Linked DNA regions of Homo sapiens: regions 2, 3 and 4 are each linked to region 1. A link is a contact called in ENCODE Hi-C or POLR2A ChIA-PET data. All regions are on one chromosome and are shown on one strand. The core of a region is the stretch at or near the end of the contact, and the rest is flanking DNA. Distances in the headings are between cores, read along the strand shown.

The links. Hi-C counts contacts between places; a loop is a spot of excess contacts on that map. ChIA-PET counts read pairs that join two places held with the same protein, here RNA polymerase II (POLR2A). Pooled maps may share reads with other maps.
Region 2: a loop to region 1 is called in a pooled map, with 11 times the contacts of the local background. The contact joins the promoter of IFT56 here to the promoter of SSBP1 in region 1. A Hi-C loop is called at or near these places in 6 of 50 pooled maps.
Region 3: a loop to region 1 is called in a map of B cell, with 27 times the contacts of the local background. The contact joins the promoter of FMC1 here to the promoter of SSBP1 in region 1. A Hi-C loop is called at or near these places in 3 of 168 maps with a recorded cell type or tissue (B cell, GM12878 and naive thymus-derived CD4-positive, alpha-beta T cell), 4 of 37 single-sample maps with no recorded cell type and 15 of 50 pooled maps. POLR2A ChIA-PET finds 5 or more read pairs at or near these places in 2 of 52 experiments (AG04449 and CD4-positive, alpha-beta T cell).
Region 4: a loop to region 1 is called in a map of B cell, with 13 times the contacts of the local background. The contact joins the promoter of LUC7L2 here to the promoter of SSBP1 in region 1. A Hi-C loop is called at or near these places in 1 of 168 maps with a recorded cell type or tissue (B cell) and 10 of 50 pooled maps. POLR2A ChIA-PET finds 5 or more read pairs at or near these places in 3 of 52 experiments (AG04449, CD4-positive, alpha-beta T cell and MCF 10A).

What each region holds. Positions count from the first base shown.
Region 1 is chr7:141,735,494-141,739,607 of GRCh38, forward strand. It overlaps SSBP1 (single stranded DNA binding protein 1), which reads left to right and starts at 2,865. Exons shown (of 7, transcript NM_003143.3): 1 at 2,865-2,917; 2 at 3,631-3,697. The coding sequence starts at 3,674. It overlaps WEE2-AS1 (WEE2 antisense RNA 1), which reads right to left and starts at 2,549. Exons shown (of 4, transcript NR_199841.1): 1 at 1,890-2,549. RefSeq lists an enhancer at 1,882-2,767.
Region 2 is chr7:139,132,036-139,136,149 of GRCh38, forward strand. It overlaps IFT56 (intraflagellar transport 56), which reads left to right and starts at 1,743. Exons shown (of 18, transcript NM_024926.4): 1 at 1,743-1,825; 2 at 2,620-2,757. The coding sequence starts at 1,823. RefSeq lists enhancers at 1,568-1,862, 1,580-1,759.
Region 3 is chr7:139,339,313-139,343,426 of GRCh38, forward strand. It overlaps FMC1 (formation of mitochondrial complex V assembly factor 1), which reads left to right and starts at 2,025. Exons shown (of 2, transcript NM_197964.5): 1 at 2,025-2,210. The coding sequence starts at 2,073. FMC1-LUC7L2 (FMC1-LUC7L2 readthrough) reads left to right here and starts at 2,025. Exons shown (of 11, transcript NM_001244584.3): 1 at 2,025-2,210. The coding sequence starts at 2,073. It overlaps TRR-CCT4-1 (tRNA-Arg (anticodon CCT) 4-1), which reads left to right and starts at 1,388; the gene lies at 1,388-1,460. It also overlaps a transcript of LUC7L2 not described here. RefSeq lists enhancers at 1,206-1,265, 1,576-1,645, 1,676-1,745, 2,001-2,568, 2,016-2,265.
Region 4 is chr7:139,358,235-139,362,348 of GRCh38, forward strand. It overlaps LUC7L2 (LUC7 like 2, pre-mRNA splicing factor), which reads left to right and starts at 1,660. Exons shown (of 10, transcript NM_016019.5): 1 at 1,660-2,088. The coding sequence starts at 2,028. The region is part of intron 2 of FMC1-LUC7L2 (FMC1-LUC7L2 readthrough); the gene reads left to right. RefSeq lists enhancers at 795-924, 1,645-1,694 and a silencer at 1,925-2,354.

The sequences.
Region 1 (4,114 bases), core at 1,615-4,114:
CAGTGGTGTGATCATGGCTCACTGAAGCCTCAACTTCCCAGGCTCAAGCGATCCTCCCACTTCAGTAGCTGGGATTATAAGCACATACCACTATGCCTGGCTAATTTTTTTTTTTTTTTTTTGAGACGGAGTCTCGCACTGTTGCCCAGGCTGGAGTGCAGGGGCACGATCTCAGCTCACTGCAAGCTCCGTCTCCCGGGCTCTCGACATTCTCCTGCCTCAGCCTCCCTAGTAGTTGGGACTACAGGCACCCACTACCACGCCCAGCTAATTTTTTGTATTTTTAGGTAGAGACGGGGTTTCACCGTGTTAGCCGGGATGGTCTCGATCTCCTGACCTCGTGATCGGCCCGCCTTGGCCTCCCAAAGTGCTGGGATTATGGGCGTGAGCCACGGCGCCCGGCTGCCTGGCTAATTTTTGTATTTTTTACAGAGACAGGGTTTTGCCATGTTGCTCAAGCTGATCTTGAACTCCTGGGCTCAAGTGATCCACCCCCTCAACCTCCCAAAGTGCTGGGATTACAAACATGAGCTACTGGACCTGGCCAAAATTTTTTTAATTAAACATTTTTTTTTGTTTTTGTCTTTATTTTTAATTTTTGTGGGTTCAAAGGAAGTGTATATATTTATGGAGTACATGAGATATTTTGATACAGGTATGCAACGTCAAATAAGCACATCATGGGGGATGGGGTATCATCTTAATTTATCCTTTGAGTTACACACAATCCAATAACACTCTTATTTTAAAATGTACAGTTAAGTAATTATTGACTATAGTCAACCTATTGTGCCATCGAAAATAGTAGGTCTTATTCGTTCTATTTTTTTGTACCCATTAACCATCCCCACCTTCCCTCCAGCCCCCCACTAACCTTCCTAGCCCCAATTTTTAAAAATACATAAGTACACATATACACAGGGGTGCATATTCTTCCTTGTGCCTCAGGCTCCAGTCTGGCTTGGATCCTGTATTCAGTTAAAATTTTAATACAGTCATGCACTTCATAATGATGTTTTGGAAAAAGACTGCATATACAACAGTGCATATACAAAGGTGGTCCCATAAGATTACAATGGAGTTGAAAAATTCCTATCGTCTAGTGACATCATACCTGCTAAAACATCAGAATGCAATGTATTACTCATGTGTTACTTGATATTAATAATGACTATGTCACTGGTTTATGTATTTACTATACTTTTTATTATATTATTATTTAACTTATTTTTTAAAAGTTAACTGTAAAACAGCCTCAGGCAGGTCCTTCAGGAGGGATTCCAGAAGAAGACACTGTTATAGGAGATGACAGCTCCCTGTGTGTCACTGCTTCTGAAAACCTTCCAGTGGGACAAGATGTGGAAGTGGAAGGCTGAGATTGATCATAATGACCCTGTGTAGGCCTAGGCTAATGTGTGTGTTTATGTCTTAGTTTTTTTAAAAAATGGCTAAAAAGTTAAAAAAAAAAAGAAAAAAAGCAAAGGTAGAAAAAAGCTTGTAGAATAAGGATATAAGAAAAATATTTTTGTACAGTGGTACAGTGTGTGTTTTAAGCTAATTGTTATTACAAAACAGTTAAAACGTAAAAAAATTTGGAAGATTTATAAAGTTATAGTGAGTGAAAGTTTATTAAAGGAAGAAAAGTATTTTTTATAAACTGAGTGTAGCCTAAGTGTACAGTGTTTATGAAGTGTTTAGTGGGTACAATAATGTCCTAGACCTTCATGTTGGGCCACCACTCACTCATTTACTCACCCACAGCAACTTCCAGTTCCGCAAGCTCCATTCATGGTAAGCGCCCCATACAGGTGTGCCATTTTTATCTTTTATACCGCATTTGTACTGTACCTTTTCCATGTTTACATATGTTTAGACACACAGATACTTACCATGAATTACAATGGTCTGCGGTATTCAGTACAGCCCCATGCTGTCAGGTTTGCAGCCTGGAAGCAGCAGGCCACACCACAGAGCCGAGGTGTGTCCAGGCTCCACCATCTAGGTCGTCAAAGTACATTCTGTGGTGTTCGTACAGCAACAAAATCGCCTAATGACGCAATCCTCAGACCTTACCCTGTTGTTAAGGTACACATGACTCTTATTTTGTTCCTCCCGGATTTCCTGCATTAATTTTTACTTTTTAAAATATTACATTAATATATTATTTGATTGCCAGTTTTTCTGGTGCTCCCTTAAATTGCACAGCCTGCCAGCCCTTCCCTGGCTCCCCTTTCTTTTTCTGCTTTTCTTAGTGCTTCAACAGACCTGGGACGTTCTTTTTCTTTCTTTTTTTTTTTAATTTTCTTCTTTTTTTCTTTTTCTTGTTTTGTTTTGTTTTGTTTTGAGATAGAGTTCGCTCTGTTGCCCAGGCTGGAATGCAGTGGTGCGTTCACGGCTCAATGCAGCAACGACCTCCAGGGCTCAGGCGATCCCCCGACCTCAGCCTCCGGAGAAGCTTGGACCACAGGCGCGCGCCACCACGCCCAGCTAATTATATATTTTTTGTAGAGACAGGTCTCACTATGTCGCCTAGGCTGGTCACAAATGTTGCTTTTTTTTCCCTCCAGGCAGAGCTAGTCTCTGTTTTGCCTACCTCGCCCCCTCCTGGGCCCAGTTAGAAACCTCATCACATAATTTCATTTCTTTCCAAACTTGAAACCTTCTAAACTTGAAACCTTCTAAACTTGAAACCTTCCAAACTCACCACTTGGCGGCGTTGATCCATCCGCCCGCGCACAAAGAGAAGATCGCGGAACTTCAGAGTTAAGGGGAGCCGTTTCCCGCAGCGCTAGCCGGCAGTATTTCCAAGGCGCAAGTTGCGGAGTTTCTGTTTCCTTTTTCCTCTGGCGAGCTTTGCGTTCCCTGTGCGCCGGAAGTGATCCCCTGCGTGGCTGGGCTGCTCGGGTTAGATCGTCAGGTGAGGGAGGAAGGGATAGCCAGCGCGAAGGAAGTGCTGGAGTCGTGTGTTTTGGCTGCGCGTGATCCTGCGTGGGTCGGGAGGTGTTTCTGTGTAGGTGTCTGGCCCTTTCATCAGTCGTGCGGAGGACCGCGTGATTTCCTTCCAGTTCTCCTCGGTTTTCAGGTGGTGGCGCCATCTTCGGTAAAGGGTGTCCACCTCTCCCTATGGTGTGGCTGGCTAGCCCGGGGGTCTCTACGCTGCTTGGTCTTTGTTAACGGAGATGAAGGCAGTAATTTTTCAGTAACAGGTTTCAGATATAAGTCCCTTGGTGATGCTAATATTTATGGAGGCCTTACTATGCATTAAGAACTTTTTTAGAAGTTTAGAAAATGGCAGTGAATAAAGCAGATACAAATCTCTGCTCTAAGGGAGCTTGCATAGTAATGAAATTTGAGAAGACAGTGGATTGGAAGTGGGATTAACTCAGAATCAAAATTTTGTCGATGGGTTGGAGGAAGAGGAAGTTATTTGGGACCAAAAAGACATACAGGTGTGAGTTTATTTGGGAGGGAGGAAGGAATCCTCATCAGATGTGCAGGAATGTTGGTACGTTGTGGTCACAAAATTGGAGTGCATAAAAATTATGAATATAGTTAGGAATTTAGGACTGGTGAGTTGTACTTTTGCCATAAGAGGTAATGTTTTTTTCTTATTTTGTTTTTTTCCTTCAGGAAAAGCCTAAAGATTAGACTGTAAGAAAAGAAAATAGAAGCCATGTTTCGAAGACCTGTATTACAGGTAGTCACTTGTCTGTATTAATACTGAGATGTATTACTATCAGCCACAGTGATCAGAAGACTTCTTTAGGCTTTTAACTACAGGGGCAAAAGACCTTTGAGCTCACCCACCCACCTCTATACTCATTTGATATGGAGGATTGGGGACGATTTTGCCAGTGTAAATTATGTTCACTAAAACAAAAAAAAAGTTCAGGTTTATTCACACGTAATAGGAATCATTAATTTTTAAAATGTGTGTGTGTTGCTTGAATTTAACCAGTGAGAGGACATTAAAGGTCTTTAGTGACCTAAAGACTGTAGGAATCATTGTTCCAACTTTTTTCTTAAGGCATGTAGTTGCTTTTTTGACCATCTACCTCCTGTGTTGCTAAACGTTCCTCTTCCCCCATCTTTCCACACTGAAGAGAGCATCTCA
Region 2 (4,114 bases), core at 493-2,992, 2.6 Mb before region 1:
TAATGAAGTTACTGTCATGAGAAGACTGTATTACAAAACTGTATGGTCTTAGACATACTCACTGCAGCCCAAGGAGGAATCTGTGCTATGACAGAAACTGAATGCTGTGTTTATATCCCAGATGAATCAAATAACGTCACCAAATTAATAACTGATTTGAAAAACTCTAATAATTAACCTTTCGGATCCAAAACCCTCTCTAAGCTACTGGTTAAGTAATTGATTTGGATCTTGGGGAACTTGGTGGCAAAAGCTGTTATGTATTTTAGGAATTATCATAGTTTGTGTTTTGTCTTGCCTTTGTCTGCAGAGCTGTTATGGTATTTATCTGCAATTGGGTCAACACACAGCTGAGAAAATGTGTAGAACAAAGACTACTCAGAGAATTGTTTGATTGAAGAGGCAGCCGTGTAGCCTGAATCAGGTTCCAGAACTACTTTCTCTTGTTGCTTTATAATTCGGACTTGGTCCTTTCCAATTTCCCCTCCTCCCTGGGATGTGACTGCCAGGAAGGGGCCTTCCTAGTGACATGAGGTTTGATCAAATACACGGCCTGAGAATATAATTCTTCTATAATGCTTTCTCTGAAAGCTTTTGAAGAAAAGGGGAAAATGTGAAAAGAAAATTTCAGCACTTTCCAAACGTACTATGCCAAGGGGAAAAGTTAAGCCCTGTAAACTAAATCACAGAACATGGCTGTTTTTCTTCTCTGGTGCATGACTGTTGCTTCCTGATCTTTGTGTTGATGTTATATATTAACCAGATTTTTTATTCTTTATTCAGACTAAATGACGTTGGAGATAGAGACCCTTGTGATTGTTACCTCTTTACAATAGAATATTAAACAACCCCCTTACAGTGTAATCAATAGTAGTGAATTGAATCTTCTGTGTACGTTAGCCTCATCTAGAAAATGCTGTAATTACGTACAGCACTCCTGTTTTTGGTGATATAAATGACCCTCACCTTTCCCTGCATCAGGGAGCACTGATCACCATTCTTTGCTGTCAGTGGTTCCCGGGATAGCCGCCCTCACACTTTGCACTTGAATAAACTCTTTCAACTGGATCCCTGAGCTTTTTGGTTATTTTAGGCTGACATTAGTTAACTAACAAGATGTTAGTTCTTCAGTCTGTTAATTCTGAGGGGTTGACCAGAGGTCCTGTAAGGTCCCTTCCAACTCTAACATTCCACGATTTCGTGAATTTAAAGACTGTGGTTGCCCCTGTATTAACTGGGTTCAGGAGTAAGATAGATAAATTAAGTCATCCAATCGACAAATATTTATTACAGTTCTCTATTGTGTGTAGGTGTATCTGTGGAAATAGGAAACTGTATTTTGGTGCACTCCTGCTTCCAAATCACAGAACTACAACTCCTTCAGCAGAAATTTTCTAAGCTTCCCGCACCAGCCAGAGACCAAGATTCTGCGGTGCACATAGTCAAGGGTTGCTATGGAGTCCAACACGGCCCCAAACAGAAGTGGTCCCTGAAAATTTCTTTCCCAGAAAACTTGCATTTGAAAAACAATGCCATTCCAATTCGCCTTTTCCTAAAGTAAACTCATAAATAGAGACAACCAAACTTTCGCTCTCAGCCCAGAGAACGACGCTCTCCTCCCAAGAGGAACCTCGGCTCTTCCGCGGCAGAAGCTGCACGGAACCAAGAAGCCGCGGGCGCTGGTTCTCCAACGAGCTTTTCTCCCGTTCGTACCAGCGTCCAGGCGGGGTTACCGTGGAGACAGAACGTGCTGTGTGGATGCGGCGAAACGCTGAGGCGCGGCCTTCGCTGTGTGGTGGGGACTCACAAGACCGACGTCAAGATGGTTAGTGGCTCTGAATAGTAAGGGAGTACTTTGAGTAGGTCCTGAGGCTGGCGATTAGAGGTTCCCAGCACACTTCTGTGTGAAGTCTAGGTGTGTCCGCAGAGAGTAATCCCCAGCTCTCCCTGTGTTCCCACGGGGGACAGGGATGCAACTGTAAATACCTCGGTGCTTTCTTCCCTCCTGCTTTTCCGTTTACTCACATTTAAACCACTCGTGGGATGGGAAGCAGAGGAAGGGAAAGCTGAGATGACAGAAGCAATGCGAAAGCATCTCTAGCCAGAGAAGATAAAAGTTGGGAGTAGCTGTTTGGTCCTTCCTAAGTATTGGCTGATGGCTCTTCTAGTAGAATACCTGTTACAAAACGAGTTTGAATAGGCTTCCCTGGGGTTCGTTGTTAAGGATTTGACTTATAATTTTTTTTTTTTTTTTGAGATGGAGGCTCGCTTTGTCGCCCAGGTTGGAGTGCAGTGGCGCGATCTTGGCTCACTGCAACCTCTGCCTCTAGGTTCAAGCGTTTCTTCTGCCTCAGCCTCCCGAGTAGCTGGGACTACAGGCGCATGCCACCACGCCCGGCTAATTTTTGTATTTTTAGTAGAGATGCGGTGTCACCATATTGACCAGGCTGGTCTCCAACTCCTGACCTCGTGATCCGCCGCCTTCGCCTCTCAAAGTGCTGGGATTACAGGCATGAGCCACTGTGCCCGGCCTTGACTTATAAATTACAGAGCTGTCACTCTCAGTTTAAATCTGATAATCAGAATTGGACCATACAGCTGTCTTTGTTTCTTTTACAGATGCTTTCAAGGGCCAAACCTGCTGTAGGCAGAGGCGTACAGCACACTGACAAAAGAAAGAAGAAAGGTAGGAAGATTCCAAAACTAGAGGAGCTACTTTCAAAAAGAGATTTCACTGGAGCTATTACCCTGTTGGAGGTAATGCCCAAAGAACGTTGCTTCTTAGTGTATGAATACCAGACTGTAGATGAATGCTTGGGTGAATGCTGTTTGCTATGCTCTTGAAATAGGTGGGTGCATTCTGGGGCTTCCTGTACAAATCCCCTGTAAATCTAGTCAGGCACAGATTCCAGATTCCAAGTTAGCTATAAACCTGATAAAAAACGAACTAAAAAACTAAACTTGGCCGGGCGCGGTGGCTCATGCCTGTAATTCCAGCACTTCGGGAGGCCGAGACGGGCAGATCACAAGGTCAAGAGATCGAGACCATCCTGGCCAACATGGTGAAACCCCGTCTCTATTGAAAATACAAAAATTAGCTGGGCATGGTGGCACGTGTCTGTAGTCCCAGCTACTCGGGAGGCTGAGGCTGGAGAATCGCTTGAACCCGGGAGGCGGAGGTTGCAGTGAGCCAAGATCATGCCACTGCACTCCAGCCTGGCTACAAGGCGAGACTCCGTCTCAAAAAAAAAAAAAAAAAAAAACAAAACAAAACTTATTTCTTGAGGGCCACTTTTGAGTATGTCTAGTTCACCAACAGTGATTACAATCTAAAAATATGAAGGGACCTTTTATACAATGTCATTTCACACATTGCTTATCCCAACCCTTGACCAATGTATGATTTTTTCCTATTATGTGTTCTAAAATTTTGATCAAACTTAAATAATTCTAACATGCTTACGGTTGAAAATATAGCCCCAGAAAATATTTCAAATCTCCATGGCAGTAGTTCTCACCTTTTAATATACATTGGAATTACCTAGGGTACTTAATAAGATATCGATTCCTGGGCTCCTGCTGTAAGTCTGCAGAGGTGCTCAGGAATCTGCATTTTAAGGTGAGTAGTCTAAGTGCTTCTGATGGAGATGGTCCCAGGAGACTGTGCTTTAAAAAACTGCTTTGTGGGAAACACATGTTATAGGAGGGTGAAGGGTTGCACCAAAGAATGAAGAGTTCTGACAGCATGGTCTGGTTGTGTTGTACCACACTCATTTCTCTTAAAATGCTACTCTGTCCATATTACTCTGAATCTACCCTTAATAATTGTTATAATTAGGTTTACATATATTTCTCCATCTTCCACAAATAGTTCACTTTCTTTTTTTTTTCTTTTTTCTTTTTTTGAGTTGGAGTTTCACTCTTGTCACCCAGGCTAGAGTGCAATGGCGCAATCTCAGCTCACTGCAACCTGCACCTCCCTGGTTCAAGCAATTCTCCTGCCTCAGCCTCCTGAGTAGCTGGGATTAGAAGTGCCTGCCACCATACCTGGCTAATATTTTGTATTTTTAGTAGAGATGGGGTTTCACCATGTTGGCCAGGCTGGTCTCCAACT
Region 3 (4,114 bases), core at 775-3,274, 2.4 Mb before region 1:
ATGGAAGAGACTGACAACTACAGTATGGAGTAGTGGCCATGTACCTACATTAAGAGTTATTTACGATGAGTAAATAAAGGGAGCAACAGGGGACCAGAGGAGGTGAAATGAATAATTTTCACCTTGCCGTATTGACTTCAAGGGCCTGGAGAAGCGTCTAACCTAGACTTCTGGAGTAAGCTGAAGCCCAAAGGGTAAAGAGGCATATTAATACAAATGGTTAAGTTTCAGGCAGAGGGAATATCAGGTAAGGTGTGTGGTGGGGAAGAGACAATGAAAGTGGAGATACCTGGAGCAGAGGGTGATAAGCGAAAAGTGAGAGATGAAGATTAAGGTACAAGCGAGGATCAATTTATGTCGTCTGAGCTTTATCTTAGGGACAATGGGAAGCCCCTGTGATACTATAAGGGTAAGTTTACTGGGACTCCGAAGTGATTTGTTCGTTATACAATTAGGAACAGAACCAAAAAATGAACTGCTAATTTTTAAAATTAATTCCTAATCAATGTACTATTACTTCCCCGCTGTCCCATGTTTATCGCTGACGCACCAATTCAAAGGACACGGCACATGTTTCTTTTTTTTTTTGAGATGGAGTTTCGCTCCTGTTGCCCAGGCTAGAGAGCAATGGCGCGATCTCGGCTCACTACAACCTCCGACTCCAGGGTTCAAGCAATTCTCCTGCCTCAGCCTCCGGAGTAGCTGGGATTACAGGCATGCGCCACCACGCCCGGCTAATTCTGTATTTTTAGTAGAGACAGGGTTTCTCTGTGTTGGTCAGGCTGGTTTCAAACCCCCGACCTAAGATGATCCGCCCGCCTCGGCCTCCCAAAGTACTGGTATTACAGGCGTGCGCCACCACGCCCGGCCTGCGGAAATGGCCTCAACGCTTCAACCGGAAGCAGAAATTGACCGCGGCAGGCGCCATCTAACGGCCGCTGGAGCAAAGCTCCTCCTGGAAATTCGCAACACCGGAAAAGGTCCGGCTGCTTCCGGTAAAAACCCACCAGAGCTGACGTTCAGAGGGCGAGTCTCGAAGATCCGGCCAATTTGCCCAGCGCGCTGTGCTCCGCGACGGCGCATGCCCGCTTTTGCGCAGGCGCGGGGACTACGGCGCAGGCGCGGAGACTATTGCGCAGGCAAGCGCGTACGCAGAAGCGTGCGCGCGCCCGTTCAACGTCCGGAGCATCGGTGCAGTTTCGAGGGTAAAGCCTTTGGCGCGGTGATGTGGACTTTTGTTCTCTAACTACAACTCCCAGCATACGTCACCCCTCACGTGGGCGCTAGGTGTGGTTTCGTGGGATAGGGTAAGGCGAAAATGAAGTGACGATGACGTACCAAAGAGGAAAATAGTTGAATATGTTGTGTGAGCGCGTCGTTTGCAGAAGCCCCAGTGGCCTAATGGATAAGGCATTGGCCTCCTAAGCCAGGGATTGTGGGTTCGAGTCCCATCTGGGGTGGCCTGTGACTTTTGTCCTTTTTTCCCCTTTCTAAACAAAGCGAAATATGCCAACTTTACTTTTTTTTTTTTTAAATGGGAAGTGTGTGTGTGTTTTTACTAGCTGGTGGGCTGCAATTTTCGAGAATCTGCACACACCCATGTCCTTTGTCTGAGCCGCAGGTCCCCTGGGATTTGGGGAGACGTCAATACGTTGAATTTTGATATCCCTTTTATAAATCATTTAAAAATGTCTTCTCAGCGTGTTCCATATCAAATCCACACCCACACCCCCCGCCGGGCCCGCTTCTCCTGAGACTCAGCGGTTGGTCGGCTAACGGGCATCTTCAATGACGCAGTGAAGAAAAGCCCCTGTTTCCCCAAACCCTTGTTCTGGGTTAGAGGTCCTGGTACCTTCAGTTAACAGTCGGGTTTCGTTTGATTTTGTTACGGCGCCCCTGGGCCTTCGATTAATAAGGTTCGGTCAACGGACAAGTGAGCGGTTCCACTGCTCGTCAGTCGATAGGGGGAGTCGGTAGTCTGTCCGACCGTACCATTAGGCGCCTGGGCCGGAGGAGGGGTTTTCAGGGTCGTAGGACGCCGTTGGGCACCACGCTCGGAGAAGGACAGGACAATGGCGGCCTTAGGGTCCCCGTCGCACACTTTTCGAGGACTTCTGCGGGAGTTGCGCTACCTGAGCGCGGCCACCGGCCGACCCTATCGCGACACCGCGGCCTATCGGTACCTTGTGAAGGCTTTCCGTGCACATCGGGTACGGGAGCCATGTCCCGGGTGCTCTACGTGCTGGGGAGGGAGGAAGAGCCGGGTCTGGGCTAGGGTGGGGAGCACGGTGTTTAATTCCTGCATTTCTGAGGCCAACCCTCCCACGGAGCCCTGGTTCTGACCAAACCAACCCAGGCCCTAGGCTCCATGCTCTGGCATAAACTCGGGGACCAAAGGACCAGCGGGGGGGGGCGCAGAGTCGCTCTGGGGACGTCAGCCTGTCCTGCAGAGGGGCGGACCCGTCCCGAAGGATTTCATTGGCTGGTCTGTTGCCTCTGCGGAGGGCAGTCAGGAAAGTGGAATGGAGGATTCAATGCTGGGGATAAAACAATGAAGATGGAGTTGAAGGGTGTACTGTTGCTAGACTTAAAGCCACAGCATCTGGCCAACAATTTCCTCACCCGTCCCCTAGAAAAGTTATTCTAAGAAGCATTTCTTTTTGAGGCGGAAAAGAACAACTGGGCTTTAGGGAAGGAAACTTGCTGCCCTTGAGCAATGTGGGGAAAGGGAGAACGATCAACTGTCGAATTTCTGAGCCACGGACGTCAGAATGTAAAATCTTAGAACTCAAATTCACCTAGTTTTTAAAAGGTGGCAACGTTAGGGTCTGTGCTAGGAACCTGGTCTAAACAGGAAGAATCAGATGCACATGTGTCCTGTCCTTAAGACACTTGCTGCCCACCTAAGGAGCCATACAGTAAAGTACTGAGGATAAATAAGTGCTCAAGGTGTAGACAACAGGGGCTGGGGTATAAAGAAGGGGTAGTTAGGGAAGGTTTTCCGGAGGAAATTAATCAGGGACCTGAAGGCTAATTTGGAGTTAGCAAGTAAATTGGGGTTAGGGTCCAGGTTTAAAAGCTACACAATTGAAAGCCCAAGGGGAGAAAAATTGCCAGTTGAGAGTGGTTTAGCCCTAAGGTGTGGTGGGTGAAGTGGAGGTAGATGAAGTGGTAGGCCGAACAGGAACTTAAACTTTATTGTAAGTGTAATGGGAAGCCATTCTAAGATTGTGATCACCTCCCAGGTTCAAGCGATTCTCCTGCCTCAGCCTCCCGAGTAGTACAGGCAGGCGACATGCGACACCACGCCCGGCTAATTTTGTATTTTTAGTGGAGACGGGGTTTCTCCATGTTGGTCAGGCTGGTCTTGAACTCCTGACCTCAGGTGATCCGCCTGCCTCGGCCTCCCAAAGTGTTGTAATTACAGGCGTGAACTATCAAACCTGGCCCCATTCTAAGATTTTTAAGGAGGTGACATGATTATAGTTGTACCTTATGGGGATAACATTATTACCCTTGAGAGAGACTTGGTAATGGTTCTGAAATTCATGGTACATTCTGGAAATACCACTCTGGAATGCACTTGAGCATAGGGGAAATGGTTTCTGTTTCCTTCAGGCTCACAGCTAACTGAATAACCATCCCATTTTCTCTATCCTTTCCCTCCGGAGAAGGGATTCTATTAGGGAGAAACCTACCCTTTCTCCACAGGGAAAATACAGTGTTCTATTTCATTTGATCTCTTTTGGGTTCTTGTGATCTATTTACTGTTTCCTGTCTATTGCTGACCCTTTTGTCCTCATGATTCAGGCTCAACCGAATCAAGAGCAGTATTCTATCCTACATTAACCTAGAATTCCCATGTCAAATTCCACAAATTTGGGCTTATATATTAATAGAAGTGGATGCTATGATTTGTTAATGCTTGACATTGGTGTTGATTTCTCATAAAATTTAAATTACTAAAAAGTTAAATTTGTATTAAAGCAGATTAATTCTGTTTTTAAGCAGCTAATGAATGTTGCTTTCAACATGATCTGCAGATCCTAAAACCCACATTCTAACAGCATGGGCAACATAGTGTAGTGAGACTTCCTCTCCAAAAAATTTGAAA
Region 4 (4,114 bases), core at 410-2,909, 2.4 Mb before region 1:
GACCTCAAGGTGATCCGCCCGCCTCTGCCTCCCAAAGTACTGGGATTACAGGCATGAGCCATCCCTCCCAGCCGCAATATACATTTAAAGGAATTTTGGGACTATTACTACTATTCATGTTTTTTATTGATCTGCTAATAACAGTTCCAAGGCGATGAGTATACAGTGTTAATGGAACACAAATCTCTATTATTTCCTTTCAAAGTATCCAGGAAGTGCCTGTCTTCTTAAACATTTGATTTTATTAACTCATTCTTCTTACAGTTTTAAATTTCTTTTTAGGCGATGAATATACAGTGTTAATGGAACACAAATCTCTATTATGTCCTTTCAAAGTATCTAGAAAGTGCCTGTCTTCTTAAACATTTGGTTTTATTAACTCATTCATTTTTCTTACAGTTTTAGATTTCTTTTTAAGCAACCTTTCTTCCTGCACACTGACCTATGTCTTACTTAAGGAATTTTTTTTTTTAGAAGTCTCGCTCTGTCGCGCAGGTTGCAGCGCAGTGGCGTCATCTCGACTCACTGCAACCTCCGTCTCCCGGGTTCAAACGATTCTCCTGCCTCAGCCTCCCGAGTAGCTGGGGAGGCGCCCGCCATCACGCCCGGCTAATTTTTATATTTTTAGTAGAGACAGGGTTTCACCATGTTGGCCAGGCTGATCTTGAACTCCTGACCTCAGGCAATCCACCTCCCTTGGCCTCCCAAAGTGCGGGGTTTACAGGCGTGAGCCACCGCGCCCGGCAAGGAATTAATATTTTACTAAAACAGTTTTTAGAAACACCAGGGAAAGGCTCAGGGCTAAGTATTTTATTCCAGTTTGTTCTAACAGCCACGCCATAGCAGACGTGTGACCACCTCCACCAGCCCTACGAGGGGTAGAACTGAAGCCAAGGCCCCAGTCACGGGCCGGGCTTCAGAATCCAGGCTTCCCTGCGGCCAGCGCCGCTGGCTCCCTGCTCCCCGAGATCGCCTCCCCAGTAGCTGAGAATACGCTGAGTTTTTATGGTTTCACATTCAGACTAAGCCGCCCGCGACCTTGTAGGTAAAGATGAATCCGAATGGGTCGGCGCGCCTGTTTCCTAGGGTACTGCTTTCGGGCGCTTTCTCCTGAAGTTGACACTTCCCAGCCGAGGAGCCTTAAAGCCCCACGCAGCGGAAGGAACGCGGCCCCGGCGGCGGCGAGACAGGCCTGCTCCCGGCCGGGAAAGGCGCACGAGAACCAGGACGCGTCCACGCCACTCGGGGCGGGCGTTCGCCCCGAGCACGCCCACCTCAGACGCCAAGGAGGCTGACCGCAGTCCGGTCGACGATGGGCATGGTCTCTACTTACTTTCCGCCCAGGCTAACCTCTAGCGCATTTTGCTAATTTGGGTCTGAATCGCCATCACCGCGGGCAGCGCAGCCTTAGCCGCCAGCCCTACAGCCGGGAGGGAATGTAATGTAAGGTTTGGCGCCTCGGGGCGGATCCGGCTTGCACAGTCAGTTAAGGAACCAGAGTATCGCGAGATCCGGGGTAAAGGGGCGGGAGGAGCGCGCGTGCACGCGCCCAGAGCCGTTAGGGTGGAACTCCACTCGGGCGGGGCGGGCGGAGTGATACAGCTGGACGCCAGTTGGTGGAGCCCCCGCGGGAAACGACTGAGCGCGAGGAGCGTGCGCGCTCCCGTCGTGGCGACGGTGGCGGCGAGCGGCGTCAGAGCTTGAGGGGGGGTTGACGGCTTCTGGCGGGTGGCGGTGTTGAAGGCGAGAGCTTGCTTGGCCCGTGTCGCTTCTGTCCCAAGAACCGGACGGAGAGTGAGGGCACGAGGGTCGCTGTCGGGGGCTGTCGTCTTCCACGTACACGTCGTCGTGAGGAGCGCAGTCCGGACTCTTCCCGCAACCCCTCCGGCTCCCTTTCCGCACGCCTCGAGGCGGCGGCGGCCACCGAGACAGCAGCGCACCTTCCCCCATCCCTTCCCCTTATCCCCCAGCCCAAAAGGGCCCGGTCTGCGCCCCACCCCCGCCCGTCCGCCCGCTACGCCGCCGCCATGTCGGCGCAGGCCCAGATGCGCGCGATGCTGGACCAGTTGATGGGCACCTCCCGGGACGGTAAGTCTCTGCCAGGGCCCTGGGGGTGGGGGAGGGGACGGGGACGGCGAAGGGAAGGGGTTCCGAGGGCGCACCTGGGCGCGCGCGTGTGGCTGAGTAAGGGGCTCCCAGATTGGTAACACGAGGTCCCCGTCCCCCGTCCCATCCAATCAGGGCTCGGCAGGCGGGCAGGGGGGGCGGTGACCATGCGGATTGGCGGGAACTGCTGCCAATGGGGTGAGGCGGGGCCTGGAGGCAGAAAGGAGAGTTTGTGCTTTTAATGTTGACTTGGCTGAGACGGGAGAGCCCGCGTCTCTGTTGCGTAGTTGGGGGGCCCGTTTTGTCGCTGGTTAGGTACCTGCGGAAAGCTAAGGCCTCCACCCCCGATATAATTCCTTAACCCAGAGCTTTGGGATCATCCCTCGCCGCCGTCCTCCAGAGTACCTAGAGAGAAGCTTCCCCCTCCTCTTCCTGGGTCAGGAGGAAACCTTTATTACTAACCCAGTCTCAGAGATGCACCCTCGAGCCCCACAGAAACAACCATTTTTATGGAAAATCTGACCCAAACCATGGTTTCTTAAGTGGGTGTGTTTGGCCCCATTTTGTGAGAAGGAACATGTTATGGCCTGTTTTTCCGAGAGACCTCCATTTTGTTAGACAATTTAATAGAGGCTTTGTTCAGTAAATATTGACAAATGTTGCATGTCCCTAACAGAACGATTTTGAAAATTTGGTACCCAGTGAAGTAGAATAGAGGAGAACAAAGATCCTTTCAGGCGTTTAGTTTAGAATCTGTATAGAGAGCCCTTAATTGCTGGATTATCCTTTGTCATAAAGAGAATTTCTAAATAAAATGATGAAATGCTGTTGCTTTTTTGGTGATGTTAATTAGTAATGTACTCTCAAATTCAACTTAAATACATTCAAATATGTAGGAAAGGTCTAGTTCATTACTTTCTTAACACAGCAAAATCCTTGGTAGTTTTTATGTGTTGCTTCTTTAGGCAGATAGTTTCTTAGCCACTAAGGAAATGCTTTTTTTCTTGAGAAGTTATTTAAGTGTATTGATTTAAGAGAAAAGGCACGTCTTAAATTTAGTTTTTAAGTTACTCTTTTAATTTACATGAGTGCTTTACAGCAAAATATGAGTAAATTTTAAAAATTTTATTGCATTCAAATCTTTCAGCAGTGCGTAGAGTGGCTTTTCAGTGTTCACATTTTCAGTTTTAATAAAAACCCATATTGGGAACTTTTATTTGTAGAATATATAGACAAATAGGTGTAGATGGCAAACCTACTTGTGGTTGTGTAGAGAGGAAAGATTGGGAAGGAAATGAGTTTTGTATGGAAAGTTAACATTAACTTAAAATGCCACTGGAGAAACTTTTAACTGTTATCATTTCTCACGTTTAGATAAGAATGGTTACTTTATCACTGCAGCATGTCTTAACATTCCTCCTTTTCCAACATGAGAGAGGGTATTGGGAACGGGTTTCATTGGATCCTAGCTAACAGAATAACTAATCTGTGTAATAAAATTAAGTTATTTAAGACGTGCTTTACATGATCCTTTTAATCCTTGATGGATACCATTTTTGGGATCTTCTTCATGGATTGGATTTCTTAGTTTTACTGGGAGGGTAGTTGGATCAAGGTAAACCATCTCCTGATAAGTTTCTGAATTAGGCAGCCCGTCTAGTATTGCAAAGCTAAATTTAAATATATATATTTCTGTGTGTGTAGTCAGCAGAAACATGGATTTCTTAAAATCCACTTTGTGTATTTTTTTATGTGTCTGTTACTGGATTTTTTTTTTTAACCTTCAGACTTAGAGGATTTATGATCGAACTCATATTTACGAGTCCACAGTATTGTTTAGCTGAAATGACTGGATTTTCACTGCTGTATTGGGTTAGAAGTAAAAAATATACTACTTTCAAGGAAAAATAATTGAGTGGAGTTTTTTTTAGATATCAAAATTAATTCTATATATGCAAAATAATCAGAACATTCTTTTTTTTCTTACCATTTAATGAGTTTATATATA